2 separate regions of the Mus musculus genome follow, and region 1 is linked to region 2. The links are chromatin loops, found by intact Hi-C in ENCODE. Cell type or tissue: left cerebral cortex. All regions are shown on one strand. Links, peaks and the distances in the headings refer to the core of each region. The heading gives the core; the rest is flanking DNA.

Region 1 (9,084 bases), core at 1,887-6,886, 150 kb after region 2:
GGACAGCAGACAGTCCTCATGACATTGCCCAGCAGGGTATTGATATGGTTTTGCCACACGCTGTCTGTTATACCGTTTGGCAGCACGCTGACATGAATAATGAATGTTATACCGACTGTCAGTTCTCGTTCCTACAGGTGAGTGCCAGGTCCTTTTCCTCACTGTGGAAAGTGGCTGGCTGACTTACGGCCTGACTGTTTCTTTCAGGTGTACCAAGCCACTAGTAAAGTCCTTGGAAATTAGAAGACCATCTAATAAATGTTTCCACAGAATAATCAATAGATGATATAAAATCCGTTCTTGTTGATAGGGTAGAAAATTCTACATACACAGTCTTACAACTGTTCTTATTCCCTGTGCCTGGTGTCACAGCCTTGCTGTGAAGGGGGTTCCGGCTAATTTTTACTGGGGCGTAATGATAGGTGCAGTCTGGAAGGAGGCTGGGTGTGCCCACTGCACTTGCAGCTGAGTGTGAGTGTGTGAGGTGCCCGCTGCACTTGCAGCTGAGTGTGAGCAGTGATCTCTGGGAAGGTAAAGATCACAACGCTGAGCAGAGAGGGCGTGTTATCCTTCAGATGCAGCATTCACCTGTCCCTGTCTGTTGCAGGTATTTCCTGGTGGATTTTTATGCTCCGACAAGTGCTGTGGAGAACATACTGGAACACTTGGCGCGAGACATTGACGTGGTTAGACCAAATATTGTGAAACACCCTCTGACCCAGGAAGTAAAAGAGTGTGACGGCATAGTCCCAGTCCCACTTGAAGAAAAACTGTATTCAACAAAGAGGAGGAAGAAGTGAGAAGATTCACCAGATTCTGGCCTTATATTTAATCCTAAGGGCACTATGGGTGCTGCTAGGTTGTTGTCTAGGATACTTTAGCCCATGACCATTTTGCTGCAGGAGGTAGAAACTGCTGGCCGAGACCTGCCCTGATGTCTCTGCTGAGATTTCATCCCACTTGTGGGGTTTGTCGGGAGTGGGGGTGTTCACAGTACCACTGTAGCGTTTCCAAGAGCAAAATGTTTGTCATTCACACTTGGTTGTCTTGCAAGCCTATATGGAACACTGGGAGCAGAGTAATAAACATGACTTTATCAACACTGACGGCTGTATTGCTTCTCCCCCCTCCCCAGCACAGTGTACCCCCAAAGCTGGCAGCTCCAGTTGTGCTGTGACACCCCAAACTGTTATTCGCACCCTGAAGTTTGGGATCTGGGTGAGTCTGCTGCTGGACTACTGGACAGTCTACGGAATTTGTGCTTTCTTCTGTCCATGGGGCAGTCAGTGATCTTTGAGGAGGGCCATGAGTGTTGGGGCTGTTGGACCTGCGTTGTCTCATCACTGGCTTCTACCTCCTGTCTACTGCCCTCAGCCCTGGAAGCCTTTGAAGAAGGCAGTGGGATGGTGGCCGCTAGGCTTTTCCCTGGAATAATAGTCCCGCGAATGTTAATATAGAATAATAGTAATCTCTCATCCTTGGCCTCCCTGGAGCTGGTGAAAGGAGTGGCCCCTCAGACTTCTCAGATGGTCCCTGCTCAGGGTTAATTGTCCTCTCAGATAACAAAGCTGCTGTTGCTAAGAGCTTGGAGCTGGCTGTGTTGATTTATACAACCCAGTAGTCTTAGCACAGGCAAAGGAGGGACAGGGACACAGACCTGTGTGTGAAACCCAACGCCAGCCAGGGCTTCCTCGGCAGAGCTCCTGTTCACGGGAGCCCAGATCGCACGTGCTTCAACTTCTTCCAAGCAAAAATTATAAAACCTTTTTTCTGAAGAGCAGCAGATCAGGGGGAGAGAGATGGCTCAGAGGTTAAGAGCACTGGCTGCTTTTCCAGAGGACCAGCACTCACATGGCAGCTCACAACCATCTGAAACTCTAGCCCCTCTTCTGGCCTCAGTGGGCACTGCATGCTTGTGGTGCACAGGCACATATAGGCAAAACACCCAGACACACAAAATAAAAATAAGGCAAACTTTTAAAAAAGCAGTAGAGCAGAATTCACGACTAGAAATAAAAGGGATGGAGTAAAGATTATCTGGGGAAGTAGACTACTTCCCATTCAGTTTGAATTTCCTAAAACTGCAGGGCTCATAAGAGCCCACATCTGTCTGCAAGACAGCTTGCATCCCATGCACCTTTACTTGGGTGTCACCACCCTCAGTTTATGAAATCCACATTGCAGGCCATGTGCACATGTGTGCTAACCTCACGTAATCTTTTCAGGCCTTTGTTTTTTTTTGTTTTTTTTTTTTTTTTTTTTTGAGACAGGGTTTTTCTGTGTAGGAGACAGGGTTTCTCTGAGTAGCCCTGGCTGTCTTGGAACTCACTCTGTAGACCAGGCTGGCCTTGAACTCAGAAATCTGCCTGACTCTGCCTCCCAAGTGCTGGGTTGTTACTCAGGCATTTGGATGAAGAAGCTTAGCGTGGATTCGACCTGGACCCAGTTGCCACATGGTAGCTGGGATTCTCTGGTTCTGGTCTATCTTGCAACACCGACGCTGGCATTGCCTCTCATGTTATTGTTGCTGGCGGGGTTAGCATCTGTTCTCATGGCCCAAGCATGGCACTGCTGATTTCTTTTCTGCTCCTCAACCCTCAGACACCATTGGGCATTCATGGGCAGGCAAGTATTCAGAGCCTCGTGGCACAGAGTGTTAAGAAGAAGGCTGGCTATGGGGAGCAGCTGTGTATGCTACTTCCTGTTTGGATGCTTAAAAATGAAGGCATTGTCCCTCTGTCCTGAGTAGTGCTGCACAGTGGGTTTCAGCACATGCCAGTGATTTCCAGGTTGTGTTGTTTTCTGTCCACTCTGCCTTGGCTGGTGGCATCCCGAGGCACTTCACTGCTTCTTTGGTAAGTGGTGGTGAACAGCAAGCACAAGGACCCTCCTTGGAGCTGACAGTCCATTGCAAGGTACAGAGGATATACTAATGGCTGGCACAGGGTATGAGAAAGTGAGGCCCGTAGGGTGAGCGCGCCTGCCAGCAGAGACCCAAGCTCGAGTGCCAGAACAGAACTGGGCGGGAGGGGCGTGACAAGACACCAAGGCAGCTTAGACGTGGAGGTCTGGAGGTTATGTTGGGAACCTGAGCTGCAGAAGCCTAAGAGCTTCTTAAGGTCAGAGCCCCCGAGATTCACATCCTCCACAAGGGCATTCGCTTAGATTTGTAATCTTGACTGTCTGGTCTGCTTTGGACAGGGTCATCTTCACTGATAACCTTGGCTCGACCCGACTGCCCTTCATTTAACCCATGATTCTCAGACTCAGCAGATTTTGGAGACAGTTGAGAGCAGGAGGCTAGACAGGCTAATATACGTGACACTTTTCATCTCAGCCTCAACTTTCCAGTGTCCAAAGTTCTGCTTTCTCCTACATCTCCAGCTTACTTGCAGAGGACCTGAGAGGTGGCCTCAGGTCCTGTAATATCAATGCTTTGTCAGTGGTCCATGGATACTGACTGTAGCTCAGTCCTGTGGAGAGCCAGGGCATGAGGTGTTCCTACAGAGGTGGGGGGTATGTGGAAGCTGAGGCCCAAGGTTTCTCTGAGGCAGGCCTTTGGGGGAAGATGTCCTCAACAAGCCTCCAAGTTAGCGGCTGTTTTAGCAAGCCCTCCGTGAAACATTGACAGAGGCCCTTGGTGATGGAGATGGGGTGCTTAAGGCCTAAGCTATGTTTGCCTTCTGGGTCTAGCTGAGTGTGTAAGAGTTAGTTAGGCATCGGCTCTGTCCACTGAGCTCTGTGTACCTTTCTTTATCCTCCTCATAGCAGTGAAGCCAGTCTTCCAGTGCTGTGCACAAGGCTTAAGGTTCCGAGAAAATACCCTCTGAAGCCACAGGGGAGGATCTGGGAGGGAGAGCCTGACTGCTCACTTCCCAAGGCCATTTTTGGCTTGTACACCCTTCTGGAGGCAGACCCTGCTGGCCTGCAGCCTAGTCTCCTGCTGTGAGTGACCTTCTCTCCTGGGCTGTTCTTGTCCCACACTCAGACTCAGGCTCCGGGCTCCATTACTATAGGAGCAGAGCTGGGCTCCTTTAGAGATTTTTCATTGTGGGTCATCAAAGGGGTTTCTGGAGGCCAGGCCTCTTTTTAGCATGCTTCTTGGCTCTCTGTAAGTTCCCACAAAGCCTTTCTTCTCTGTGCATTGCTCCAGGGGCATATTTATATAATGTGTAGCACTGTGCAGGATACAGGGGTGCACTAGGCAGTACTACCAACCCCAGGCCCTCACAGGTAGGAGAGGAAGTGGAAATCCTCAGTACTGTAAATCACAGGCCATGATAAAAACAATAGTTGGGATCCAAACCAATCACCGTGGAAGTGGAAGTGGCCCGGGAAGTTTGCTAGCAGAGACAGCATCTCCCCTGGCACGGGGGCAACCAGCATGGAGTAGAGCGCTGGTTGGGGAGCTGGGAACATCACTGTTTTGGGAGCTCCCAGCATAGGTGAGTGTGGTGTGGTAGATGGAGCTGATAGTGATGGAGCCAAAGGCTGGCTGTCACTAGAGACCAGACTGGGAAGTTACCGAGTCCAGGGTACCCTTTAGCTTGTAGCTTCCTAAAGGATCATTTAGGAAAGGCAAGAGGGAAGGCTGTGCCTTCTGACAGCAGCTCTGCACTGGCTGTTTGCTCGTGTGACGTGAATAATGGCCTAGCTTCAGCAGGGGTAAGGTGGGGCTGAGAGCAGGTTGTCAGGCATTCACAAGAGGTAGTGGGGTTTATCGGGACGAAGAAGCGCTTGCTCAGTGGCCCCAGCCGAACAGAGCATCCCTGAAGCGTGTGTGTGTGTGTGTGTGTGTGTGTGTGTGTGTGTGTGTGTGTGTGTGTGTGTGTGTGGTGGGGGCATTTGAGAAGTACAGGGCATTCCTTTTTTGTGTGTGGTCAGGACTACCACCATTTGTGCTAAGAGACTAGCAGAGAGAATTAGCCCATCTGTGGAGGCCTCGTAACTGCCTCCCGCTGCTCGCCTTCTTCAAGGGGGGGGGGGCGGGGGAGGGATGGATGAGACAGGAGACATGTTTCCATGGTGATTTTGAAAAAAATCTTGGTTGCTTTGAAAAAATATTCAGAAATGAAATGAGCATAGAATTTTCAGTTGGAGGCCGGCTCCAAGGCCCTGGCTTTGCCCCACCCCCTCATCACCTGGGCGTGGCAGTTTATCGTTGTCTGTTCTCATGCGCCAAAACAGCAGCCCGTTTGAGTCTGCCCCTGAGGGTTCTTAGCATCAGATGACTGCAATCTCCTGCGGCAGGCGGGTGAGGACGAAGGGCATGTGGGCAGAATTTCTCAGGGCTATGGTTTACTTTCCTTTCTGACAACAGTTGCTTCACCTTTGTGTTGGAGTGTTCCAGCTCCATCTGTCTCCTCAGTCGGAATCTCACCAGCCCCTGGTTTTAAATACCTACTCTGTTAAGCTCTGTTCCGATTTTATCTTTACTTGGGATTCTCTCTGGGCTCCCCACGACCTCTCTGACGCCCTGCAGGCAGAGTCCCCTTAAATCCTAGCAGGCATCCAGAAGTCCCACGTCCACAGTGTCAGGTCCTGCCCACTCTTCAGGAGAGATCCTGAACTCCTCTCTCGCCTTCACATCCACCATCTAGTTCAACTAAAGCCTGCTGTCTCACCTTCACAACAGCCAGAGTCTAGGCACCGCACCAGCCACCACCGGCCACCAGCAGCCACCTTCACTGTTACCACCAGGGCCTAACTGCATCTTCCTTTCTGAAGTCCATAGCAGAACCTCGTGGCAGTTGATATTCTGGGCCCACTAGAACAGAGGTCTTTAGTGCACATCAGAGGACTTCCTGTTGTGGAGGTCTTCACTGCCTGAGGTGCCTTCTTGGCAGGGACCTGAGTTAGCATCGGAGGGCCCATTGAATTCTGCCTCTAACCTGCTCCAGCTGCTTAGAGGGCTGGTTCTGAGGGCTGTTCTTAGGGTGCATTTGTTCATGACAGTGGTGACTGGCATGCTGTGGATGGAAGGAGAGCCTTCTCTGAACAGCAGTTTGAGATGCTGGACATCCGCTCAGGTTTCCTCTGTTTTGGGGGGCGGGGAGATGGTGTGGATGGGGGCTTACAAAACTAAATCCTCAATAATTAGAGATCTTTAAGGCATAAATTCGTAAGTCCAAAATGTTGAGTGCTGTTCCACGGACACTAATTCTCTCTGAGGAAGATGGTGATGGGCTTTTAAATTTTTCTTCTTTCGTTAACAGTTTCTGACTTTAAAAAAAACAGTGACTACGTGCTAAAAAAAAATCACATTAGAAAAGTGTTTGGTACCAATGAGGAAACAATCTGAGGGGCCATCCCAGGAAATCACCCTGCATTACAGACGCAGGAGCAGCGGCTCGATTTAGACAGTGCTAATGTGATTAGACAGACAGTAGGCCTGCTTTGTGATGTCATCGTCCCCGGGCCCTTACTGTGTTCTTTCTGGGCTCAGTGGAGCCCCAAGGGATTCTGAGCAAAGCAGAGCTGATAATAAAATTAAGGTGACAGCCATCTGGATTACTCAGTCTAACAAATTACGTCTTAAAAGCCATCTCTGAGTAAATACAACCCTTTACATGGAGACACTGAGGAGTTGTTAGTCATCTGCCACAGTACAGGCTGGGAAGGAGTGGCCCCATGGTGATGGAGGGCCAGCAGGCTAAGGACCCTGCATGGGTGGGTATGGCTGTCACTGCAGGGAGGCTGCATATGAGAGATGCAGGCTGCTCCAAGCCAGCTGGCCAGCCGGTTCCCTGAAGTTCTGACTCCATGGTATCTCAATGGAAGTATAAATTCACCTCATCCAGTCCTGAGCAACCTGTCCTGGAACTTGGTCTGTGTTCTTAGCCAGGACTGGCCTGGGGGCTGGTGGCCCTCTGTGTGGGAGCACAGCCAGAATCATATTCCTGTTGCTGTGTCATGCTGTGTGACATCCTGCCAAGTTACAATCATTTTGGAGGTCATCTTGAGCCCAAAGGGGTATGAATGATACTCTTAGGATTCTCCCCCAGCAGAACAGCATCTTCATCTAAAACTACTTACTCAGAGACACGGAAGCCATTTCTCACTCTATCTTTGTATGTATGCATGTATGTATGTATATATGTATGCATGCACGCATGTATGTATTCATGTATGTATGTAACCACGTATGTATGTGTCTGTCTGTCTATCTATCTATCTATCTATCTATCTATCTATCTATCTATCATTCTATCTATCTATGTTTCTATCTATACTATGTATCAAATAGGATTGGAGGTGTTTTAGCTAATTAGTATGGAATGTTCTATGTTGAGGGATTATTTTATTTTATTTTACTATTATTATTATTATTATTTTTTTTTTTTTGGTTTTTCGAGACAGGGTTTCTCTGTATAGCCCTGGCTGTCCTGGAACTCACTTTGTAGACCAGGTTGGCCTCGAACTCAGAGATCCACCTGCCTCTGCCTCCCGAGTGCTGGGATTAAAGGCGTGCGGCACCACGCCCGGCTCTTGTTGAGGGATTAAGAGAATTTACCCACAGATTGGGATGTGGCTAGAGTGTTTGCTTAGCGTGTGTTTGATCCTAGGCTCAGCCCCTTAGTACTTCGTCAACTGGGTGTGGTGGTCCAGGCCTTCGAATCCAGCGCTGGGGAGGTAGAGGCAGGAGAGTCAGGAGTTCAATATGATCCTTGAGCTACTAAGCAAGTTTGAGACTGGGCTACATGAGACCTTCATGAGGTTACAAGTTTTGGGTCTGAAAAGTGTAAAACAACAAAGACTTAGCTGAAACTTAGAAACAAGGCAAAGGCTGATCTGCTGGGACACCGGCGGGCTCAGCCAAGAATAACTTCATTCCAGAGAACAAACTTTTTTTTTTTTTAATAGGTTTGACTCTGCTTTTTAAAGGTTGGTAAACCTAGGTGCAGTAAGTACGAATGCTAACGTGTTGATTTCTGTTTTTAAAGAAAGATGACGGAGAAGGTTATGGCTCGTTCCTTTGCAGGGTGTTGGCCAGTTTTCTCTCTGATTTGGCGGTCGTTTTACCATTGCTTTGTTTGTGAATGCCTGTAAAATTCCATGAATGCTCTTTGAACCTTCTACGCTGCCCAGCTCGTTTAACGCACACAATGTTGCCCTCCCTATTGGAGGCAGAGAGGAAACAGCCAGAGCTTTGAGACAGTGGATGGCTTCTCACGGTACAGGATGAGACGGGACTGTGCTGCTGCTGAAGAAGATGAGTCAGGTCTCAAGACCTCTCTAGCTGTGGCTAGGCATCTGCTTGCTGAGTGAGATATAATGTGGGGGTGTTCCAGTTGTCACAGTTGACAGCAAGGTCTGCAGGAGAGTGTGGGCATAGCTGGGGCCACCGGGACAGAGGAGGCGATTTCTGAGTGCTGTTACAATTGGGATTCTGAACAGAGATCCCTGGTGGATTTGCATGTCAAACTGGAGAAAGACATTTCAGAGGCAGAGAAATACAAGGGAAGAGAAAGTTCTGGAAACTGTAGGAGAAACTGACCAGGTGGGTATGAAGCAGTCCAGAGCAGGTGAGGCCGCGAGCGGTTGGGAGCCACAGAGGCTGTCTCTGGGGGACTCTGAACTGCTCCCCGGTGGTGACATGCTCTGGGAGGTGGCCACAGTAGCACCTGGTCCTGAGAGGCCTGAGAAGAGGAGAGAGGCTTGGAGGGGAGCCAGGCCTCAGCTATGGCCTGAACTGGAAGTCAAAGGATGGCCGGTGAAATGAGGAGGAAGGTTTGGCAAAGGGGAGCGAGGAGAACAACTGAGCACAGGAACTAACGGTTCAGTCCTACCCAGCCACTTGTGTGGTAAGAAGCCTAAGTGTGCAGAGACAGCCACTGCAAAAATGACCCAGCTGACATGACCAGAGGAACCAGGTAGCCTTTGAGGAAGAGGTACAAACACTAGCTTGTGTGGTATGGTCATCTGGGATGCAGCTCCAGAACTCTTAGGTAACAGACCCCACCCCACCCCTTCTCTTACAGAGGTCACAGAGAGAAGAACGGGAGAATAGTCTCACCTCAAGCCATAGGAAGTGTTACACTGTGCCAGAAGCACGCAGGGCCTGCCCGCTTCGCCACCGATGCT
Region 2 (9,084 bases), core at 2,286-7,285:
CGCGGGGCAGTTTCTTGATGTGGAAGGCCCCGCCTATGGTGGGTGTGGCCACCCCTGGTGCAGTGGCTTTGGTGGTATTAGAAAGCAGGCTAAGGAAGCCATGGACAGAAAGCCAGAAATGAGGGATTCTCTGCCTTCTGCTTCAGTCCCTGCTGGCGATGTGTGCCTTCCTTGACTTTCCTTCTGATGAGCTCTGGTCAGGACACGTGAGCTGAGCTGAGCCCTTTTCTTCCCACGTTGCTTTGGTCATAGCGTTTCATCACAGCAATGGAAGCCCTAAAGCAGAGAGTAAGCTTACTCAGATTTGGATTCCATTATTTATTGGGATAGTGTTTTCTACAATCTCTAATATGAAAGGTTTTTTTTTGAAAAACATATATATCCACATATCATAGATCTTAACCACAATTAATCCAATAAAGATTTTAAAAAAAGAGATATTTTAATCGTGTGCACGGGTATGTGCAGGTGTTAGCCTGCTTGTATATATGTGTACCATGTGATTGTAGCTGTCTGTGAAGGCCAGAAGAAGGTGTCCGGTCCCTTGAAACTAGAGTCACATGGAGTTATGAGCTGTCAGGTGTGGGTGCTGGGAACCAAACCTGGGTCCTCTGCAAGAGTAGCGAGTGCTCTTAATCACTGAGTCATCTCTACAGCCCCTAATAAGGATTAAAACTGTGTATTATTTTTATTTTATGTGTATATGTGCTTTGTCTGCTTGAATGTCTGTGCACCACTTTCATGACTGGTGCTTGTGGAGGCCAGAAGAGGGCACTGGATCCTTCGGAGTTACAGAGGGTTGTGCGTTGCCATGTGGGTGCTGGGTACCAAAGGAGGCTCCTCTGGAAGAGCAGTCAGTGCTCTTAACTGCTGAACCATTTCTCCAGCCCCCCAATAATATACATTACTCAGTGCCCCCACCGCCAGGCTCAGCACAATGACAAAATCTTAGTATCATCAAACATCTGGTCAGTAATCAATTTTCAGATATCCTGGATTATTTTTAAGAGTTTAATTTTTTTTAATGTTCACTTCAATAAATGTTGGCTTATATAAACAAGTAGCACTCTAAGGTTTTAACGAAACATTTAATAGACCTAACGGTAGCATTTTAGTGAGTTTTATAAAGGTATGAGAAACCAAAGAGCATACACAGGCTGGACCTGGGCCTCCCTGCACATATTTCGCAGATGCGTAGCATGGTCTTCATGTGGGTCCTGAACAACTGGAGCGGGGTTACCCCCAAAGCTGCTGCCTGTCTGTCCGTGGGATGTGGTCTTCTGGCTGGGCTGCCTTGTCTGGCCTCAGTGGAAGAAGATGCTCTTAGCCCTGCAAAGACTTGATGTGTCAAGGTAGGGGGATGTCAGGGGGGCCACCACCCTCTCAGAAGGGGAGGGGGATGGGGGGAGGTTGTAGGGGGGCGTGATGAGGAAGGGGCAGTGAGTGGGATATAAAGCGAATAAGTGAGAGTAAATAAAATTGAAAAAGAATGTATGAGTACCTCAGATAATAAGTATGCTGATACATAGATTTTGATAATGATTTCCTATCAAAACAGGTTCTAAAAAATTCTTAAATTAATTCTATTTCATTTTCAATAATCATTGATTTAAAAAATAATAGAAATAAGACATAGAAATGGTTTATGTTAACCATGTCACCTCTGAGTAATATATATTATGGGGTGGGGGCTGGAGAGATGGTTGATCAGTTAAGAGCACTGACTGCTCTTCCAGAGGACCCTCCTTTGGTGCCCATCACCCATATGGGGCTCACAACCCTCTGTAACTCCAAAGAATCCAGTGCCCTCTCCTGGCACACGAAAGCAGATAAAGGCAGAGGATTGCAGGTTCAAGGCCTGCCAGGGCTACAAACTGAATTTTAGCTGGGACAACTTATGGAGACCTTGTCGCAAAAGAAAAAGCAGAAATAAAGGGTGCTGTTGTTGTTGTTGGTGGTGGTGGTGATGGTGGTGGTGGTGGTGGTGGTGGTGTGTGTATAGCTCAGTTGTACAGGGCTGGGCTTATCCAAGGTTCCAAGTTCAATTTAAGTGTAGTTAAATGTACCATACATTTGGAAACAGGGGTTTGTATTTTAAACTTGGCTTTTATCCATTTTCTGTTGCTATAACAGGATACTGTAGACTAGACTATTCATAAAGAGAAGACTTTTTTGGTTCACCGTTCTGGAGCCTGCAAGGTCCTCAGTTGCTTCTGGGGAGTATCAAGTGCTTGTGAACCTCACACAGAATGCAGAAGACCAAGAGGGCACAGCATCGGTTCAGAGGTCCATCAGCTCAGGACAACCCACCCTGTCCTTCAGAAATGAAGGTTCACACATTGCCTAGAGAATCCATCCAGTCCTGTGAGGATGGATTGCTCACTTTTAATAATCTAACCACCTCAAAGGACCCCATTTCCTAATACCACCACAGTGGGATCGAGTTTTAACATGAGAAGATGGAGGGGTGGCTTCAGTGGTTAAGACCACTGACTGCTTTTTCAGAGGACCTGGGTTTAATTCCCAGCACCACATGGCAGCTCACAACCATCTGAAACTGTGCCAGGGGATCTGATGATGCTCTGGTCTCTACAAACACTGCATGCATGCAACATGATGCATAGACATTCTTACAGACAGAACACCATTACTCTACAAATAAAACAAACTGAACATGAGTTTACACTCACACCGTTGTATAGTTATAATAAAAGAAAATAGGGAGCTGGAGAGATGGCTCAGTGGTTAAGAGCACTGACTGCTCTTCCAGAGGCCCTGAGTTCAATTCCCAGCAACCACATGGTGGCTCACAACCATCTATAATGAGATCTGGCGCCCTCTCCTGGCATGGAGGCATATATGCAGGCAGAACACTGGGTACCTAATAAATACATTTTTAATAAAAAAATTTTTTTTAAAATCTGAAACAACACGATGTGGTACCTGGAGTAGATGAAATAAGACTGGCGATTGGTAATGATGCTAGACGCAGTGTGATGAGCATTGTGGTGGTCAGTGTTGACAGCTGGATACACCATATAATTATCTCAATGAGGGGGTGTCTAGCTGAACCTGGCTTGTGCACATGTCTATGAAGGATGTTCAGGTTAGATGGGAAGCCCTGCCTACTGTGAGCATCACTATTCCCTTGGCAGGGATCCTGAACTGTGTGAGAACAGAGAGACCCAGCTGGGCGCTCCCATGCAGGCCCCGACTCCCCGTTCTCTCTGCTCTTGACTGTAGGCGTAACCAGCTGCTTCAGGCTCCTGCCTTGACTTCCCTGAAGTGATAGACTGCAACCTGGGATTGTGAGCTAAGTAAACCCTTCTCTTAGTAAGGTATTTTTTTTTTTAATCGCATCCACAGGAAATAAAAGTAGATAAACATTGAGAGGTTTATTAAGGCCATCTCCTCTAGTTTTTGTGCATGTTTGAATATTTCCATAATAATAATAAAAAAAGAAAAACAGTTACCTGTCTTATATCTATCCCTAGGACTTTTATGTTCAGGGAATGGATTTAATACATTTAATTAAAGCATGCGAGGTAATAAAATTACTAAGTTGCTGTAACACAAAAGCATTTGTGGTTTAAACATTGAATCTTCAATGCCGTTGCTCAACGATGCAAATAATGTGGACTTTTGATTCTCACTCCAAACTTGAAAAGGAGACTCTTGTCATGAGCCTGTTCCTGACTCTCCACCAGGCATGGAGTTAGCCTGATCCCTGATCCCCGATCCCCGGCTTTTGCTGCATTTCCGGTAACTATTTCCTTTTCTTTTCCAATAATGTTTTTTATAATGTGAAAACATTGCATAACGCTTAGAAATGCATTCAGTCTCGTTGACTCCTAGATTTCATTATTTTTCTGTGGGGCTGACGGGGCATACTGAATTCATCCTGTTAAATACAGGAACTAATAGGGGTTCTGAGAGGTTAATTGGATTTAGTTAGTTAATTCTTTCTTGTAACTGTGTCTCCTTACAGACATACAGCGTGCACTGAGCTGATGACATATCTGATGTGGTTCAAGGCTCCCGAGAGAGCTAAAAGGTACCTGAGTCTGAGGAGCCCTCAATGGGGAATAGCAAGCCAGACAGCTTGCTAATGGACAGACAGAATGAGACACCTGGCTGGCCCTTCAAATGGGCAGAAGTTTCTTACCTTCCCATACTTAATGCCAGGATTAGAATCCAGGCCCAGAGACCAGCCCACCTCTGTCCAATGGGACCCAATCTCTCGGCAGCAATTCTGGCTCTCGGTTTTTAATCTTAGATTCCAGTTTTCTTTGTTCCTTAATTTTCCCTGTGGGATGTTTTTTTTTTTTTTCCCATAGAGCTTTGTGTGGTTCTGTTATGGAGCATAGAAGGAGGGCTGATTTCTCTGTTGGGAGGTGAGGGGAGCACTCTGTCACTCTGATGGAATGGATTGGAAGTGGGTGGATGCTGGCCAACCTGTGTCCTGCTAAGATGCAGCCTAGGGGAATGTCCGTCCCTCACCCCCAGCTGCCTTCGCTCTGCTGGCTGCTGGTCACGTGTCCCTGTTTACCTGCACAGGCAGTCATTATTCACCCCTTCCCACGTACCCCCACACTTGCACACAAAGCCAGAGAGTGGCTTACATTTTCTTTTCTTTCTTTCTTTTATTTTTTTTTATTTTTATTTTTTTTTTTTAAAAGAACCTTCCCCAAACCCATTCTAAAATGTCAAGTGTTTCAGTTTGAGGAAAAAAAAAGCTGAAAAAACCGTGACTCATGACAAGGCTGACAAACAGCTCTGAGGGTATGCTGGTGAGTCACTCTGAGACTGTAGCGGCGAGGGCCAGCGGTGGGGAGATTGTCAGGAGACCAGCCAGTAAAATTCCACAACTCTCCCGAGCAGAGTAGGAGGTAATTCAAAAACCCTGGGATTTTTCCAGCTCTCATTTCATGTAGGACTCAGGCTGCTCTTAGATATGTTGATCTCCTCAGGAAATCATCAAGAATGATTACCAAAAATATAAAACAAAAAAAAAAACCAAAAAACAAAAAAAACCCCAAAACCCACCCCCACGTTATTATCTTTCTGTGCCCAGTGCCATGTTGAACCAGCCCTGTTTGCCACTGCGCACTAGCGAGGCTGCTGGGTTGTCTGGAAGGGTCTTGGGTTGCTAGGCAACAGCACTGGCAGCATCCATCATGCCCAGTAATATCAGTGTGGCCAGCAGAGCACATTGGTCCCCCACCCCCACCCTCTCCCCCAGCCTCCCCACCCCTTGTGAAAATGTTAATTTGCATCTTGGGGACAGGAGCTGTGCCAGGTGATCTTGTGTATAAAATAATTCAGTGCAGGGTACAAAGTGCAAATACTGTTTCTAGTCGCAAGACAGAATGTGTGACGTCGTCGTCGTCGCAGATACAGACCTGTTTGTGAACGTACTTTATATTAGCCGTGTGTGTAGGTGTGATGTAAAAGCCATTGTGTCAAATGCATCCTCATGTCTTCTGCCGTTCAATCATTTTTCCTGTCTGCCCACACACATCTTATTTACGCCTTGCTCTCTCTCTCTCTCTCTCTCTCTCTCTCTCTCTCTCTCCTCCCTCTGTCCCTTCCCCCTTTCTCTTTGTGCTGTGGTCTCCTGGTGATGGAGTTATTGTTTGTATGTCGGGATGTGTAGACAGGAGGAAGTGTATTTCTAGAGGTGAGAGGGCCCCATGGTTATGGTTGGAGGCCTCTCTTTACAAGGCTTTTCAATGTGGCAATTGTGTTCCAGAAATGCTTCTTTTGGGGGTGGGTCTCCATCAGGCCAAGGTCTGTCTGTGCCTTTTATTTACTGTCAATAGGCAGCAGTCACAGGGAACTGGTAAAGGGCCAGAGGGAGCAATGTGGCAGGTGGGAAGGAGACCCAAATCTTTTCTCCTTCCCAGTCCACGCTGGCATTTCTACAAGTTACTGCATTCTGTGACTTTCCTGGGAAGACACAAACAAATGTCTATTCACCGCCGCAGATAGGGCACTGGCCCACTAAAGTCCAGCGTGGCGAACCAGTGGGTTTATTAGGCTTCTTTGTAGGGGCATGGGAGCTCAAAGACAGCTGCAGCTCCTGGGTGGGTGAAGTCTCCTCTTCTCAGGTGTGTCAAGGTGTCAGCGAAGATCAGCCATCATGGGTATTTAAGTTCTCAGCTAGCCCAGGAGGTCTAAGCCTTCATTTCCCCCAGAGGAGAAGCAGGGCATCTTCCATACTGGTACGCAGAGTCTACACGAGTGGTCCTGGGAAGAGGGCTGGGTTACAAGCTTTTCTTCAGACTCCTGGCCCTGTGGCCTTTCTTGCTGGTTCATTATGAGATCTGTTGTCCTCCCTCCCCACCTTCTCTCCCTCCCTCCATCCATCTCTTTCTTTGTTGTAAGGAAAGGTTTTTGTTTCAATTCAATTTTGGCTTACAGTTCCACAGGCACAGAATTCATCATGGTGGAAGGCATGGGAACCTGGAAGCAGAGGGTACATTTCATTTCTACAAAGGAAGCAGAGAAGTGGGGGAGGGGAGGAACTTGCCTTCCTTAAGATTATCTCTTGATACTTCGTTCTTCAGTGGACTGAGGTCTCTCCTGGAGTAGCCGATAAGGTTGGCAGAAGCTTTGGGTAGGACTTTGTTGGCGTTTGAGCCATGGCCTGGGCAAGCTGAGCGATGGGTCTCTGGAGCTCAGGAGGTTTGGGTTGGCCTCTGACATCTCTCTTCATCACCACGGCACTGCGCTGCTGTTCAGGGAGAGCTACATCTAATTCCCAGCTGAGACTGAGCTGTCAAACAGGAAGTCAAACAATGCCTTTTTTGAAGGACTGGTTCTTATTCTGAGGTTGAAACCACAATCGCTGGAGATGGTTGATGTCAGCACCATCTTCTGGTTGACTAGCGGAAGACGCCTCCCATGAAAGGAAAGCGACTGTGTCTCTGGGCTGGTGTTTCCAGTGAAGGGGCAGCAGAATGGACAGCTTTGCCTTCGAGTCTTAGACCACTTCCTACTGCTATGATGACTAAGTACTTGAGGCTGGGGAATCATAAACATGGACCCAGGGAAGGTCAGAACCAGGTGGCTGCACCTGTTAGCATCTGGTGAAGCAGTATACCATGCAGCTGAGGTCACATAGTGGGGGGGGGGTGGTGGTGGTGTGCAGTAATGAACACGGATAAAGGGGACAGAGGGGCTGGCCACTTTCTAACAACCCATTCCAGAGAACAAATCCATTCCTTCGAAGATTACTAGTCTTGCCCAGATGTGATACACATCTGTCATCCCAAATGAAGGCAGTTTAGTAGATCAAGCCCAGCCTGGGTTACTCAAGACTTTGCCTCAATATGATTTTGTCCTTGTGTTTCCTATTTACTTTGTATTTTCTATTCATTAACATTAACCTCACAGCTAACCACACTAACAGGCATTTTCTTCCTGAGGCATGTCTTTCAGGACTTAGACGCTCATGATACTAGATAGCCCTTCAGCATGATACACCGAAATCACCAACAAAAAAGAAAAAGGCAGGCCAGGGGTATAGCTTAAGATAGAGGGCTTCCTTAATGTGTTCTTGAAATTCGGTTCCACTCATAGCAACACATGCACCGCCCTCCCCTCCCCCCCCCAAGACACACACACATACATACCACACAGGCATACAGATAAGAGAGTATTTCTCTGTTTGACCTCAGCTGGAAAATGTTTGTTGGTAATTCTTTTATCCTCCCAGGTGCACACATGTCCACACCCGACCAAGAAAACACCCTGAATATTGATTTGGGGGATTATCAGTGACCTTCAGTAAGCAGGAAAATTCAGGTATTCAGAATTGGTGTGGTGAGGATTACCTGGATGTTAAGTGTCCATTTGCTAAATGCTCAGGGAACGGCTGCAAGAGAAGTCAAACATATGTGCTGTTTGCTGTCAGATTGCCCAGAGACCAGGCCAGGGCCGGAAAACAAACCAACAACTTGCTCTGCAAACAAATAAATTCATCATTACAAACTGTGGCCAGGGCCCTAAGGGTACTGAGGAGGTTCAGTGTTGAGAGTGGTAGATGCCTGGGTGGTTGGGAGTGAGCTCTGTGAAACATAAGGGTTGGGAGAAGCTAGCTGTGACAAGAGGAGCAGGGGAAGTCACAGGGTCTGCATTAGCCATGGCCCTGTGATAGGAACGCCTGGCATGCTTTCCATTCTCACTCCACGGACTCGGATCTTCCTCGTTACTACAAACACTGTTCCAGCCGAGTGACTTTCTCAGACATCTGCTCAGCTTGCGCCTGTCTCTTTCCAGATGTCAATCAAGTTTCCCCCATCATCCTAATTAAAATACAACCCCCCACACACTTCCACTCCTCTTTCATCTCTGCATCAACTGCCCCACTGAACCATCACTCTCTAACATTTTGTAATTATTTTCCTGATTTACATGTATGCATTTCTTATATAAATTAAAATTATAACACCCTAGGCTTGGTCCTCTCTGCCCATAGGTTCCAAGGCCGCAGAGTTGGTCAACCATGATTTGAAGACATTTGGGAGAAATTATGTATGGAACATGTATGGGTTTGTCTCTGTGATTCCCTGTTGGATAGAACAGCTCTGCACATCCTTTGGATTGCAAGAGACACCAGAAGAAACCTAGACACTTTGTAACAAACACAAGTGGGTTATGTACAAACAACCTAGACACACTGTAACAAACACAAGTGGGTTATGTACAAACAACCTAGACACATTGTAACAAACAGAAGTGGGTGGCTTATGTGCAAACAGCATGCTATTTTATACAGGGAGCTTGAGCATCTGCAGATTTTGGTACCCAAAGGGTGTCCTGGAAGCAGTTCCAGGTGGGGAACTTGATACCTCTTAACATCTATCTCTTCTTGCTGAACTCTCTAATGGTATGAGTGTTTATTTTGTTACCAGTTTCCTTGACTTCTAGGACACCGCTGCCACATGCTTCACTGTCAGGGTCTTCAATTCCCAGTGACTTTTGAACAAGCCTCCCCCTTTACAGTTACTGTACTCTACAGGTAGCTGGTCCTGACCGCCAGGTCCACTATAGACACTTGATAAGTAACTCACGGAATGG

What was found. A loop is a pair of places that touch in the nucleus more often than their neighbours do. Peaks named below come from ENCODE experiments on the same cell type or tissue, not always from the same donor. Only the 100,000 strongest peaks of a DNase experiment are listed, where the experiment ranks them.
Region 1: it touches region 2 in a loop (10-fold over the local background); 1 of 42 quality-filtered maps calls a loop at or near these places.

What each region holds. Positions count from the first base shown.
Region 1 is chr16:92,111,126-92,120,209 of GRCm38, forward strand. Mrps6 (mitochondrial ribosomal protein S6) reads left to right here. Exons shown (of 3, transcript NM_080456.1): 3 at 608-1,102. The coding sequence ends at 800. Among named protein-coding and RNA genes, the nearest start is that of Gm41496, 10 kb to the right of the region's middle. In left cerebral cortex, for the core only: a CTCF peak has its summit at 3,833; DNase peaks (open chromatin) are centred at 3,887, 4,610, 5,144, 5,638 and 2 more places; H3K27ac peaks cover 2,187 bases.
Region 2 is chr16:91,957,898-91,966,981 of GRCm38, forward strand. D430001F17Rik (a long non-coding RNA gene) reads left to right here. Exons shown (of 4, transcript XR_876250.1): 2 at 3,244-3,338; 3 at 3,669-3,762; 4 at 3,989-8,333. Among named protein-coding and RNA genes, the nearest start is that of D430001F17Rik, 8.4 kb to the left of the region's middle. In left cerebral cortex, for the core only: a CTCF peak has its summit at 2,846 (motif pointing left); DNase peaks (open chromatin) are centred at 4,547 and 4,840; H3K4me3 peaks cover 388 bases; H3K27ac peaks cover 1,996 bases.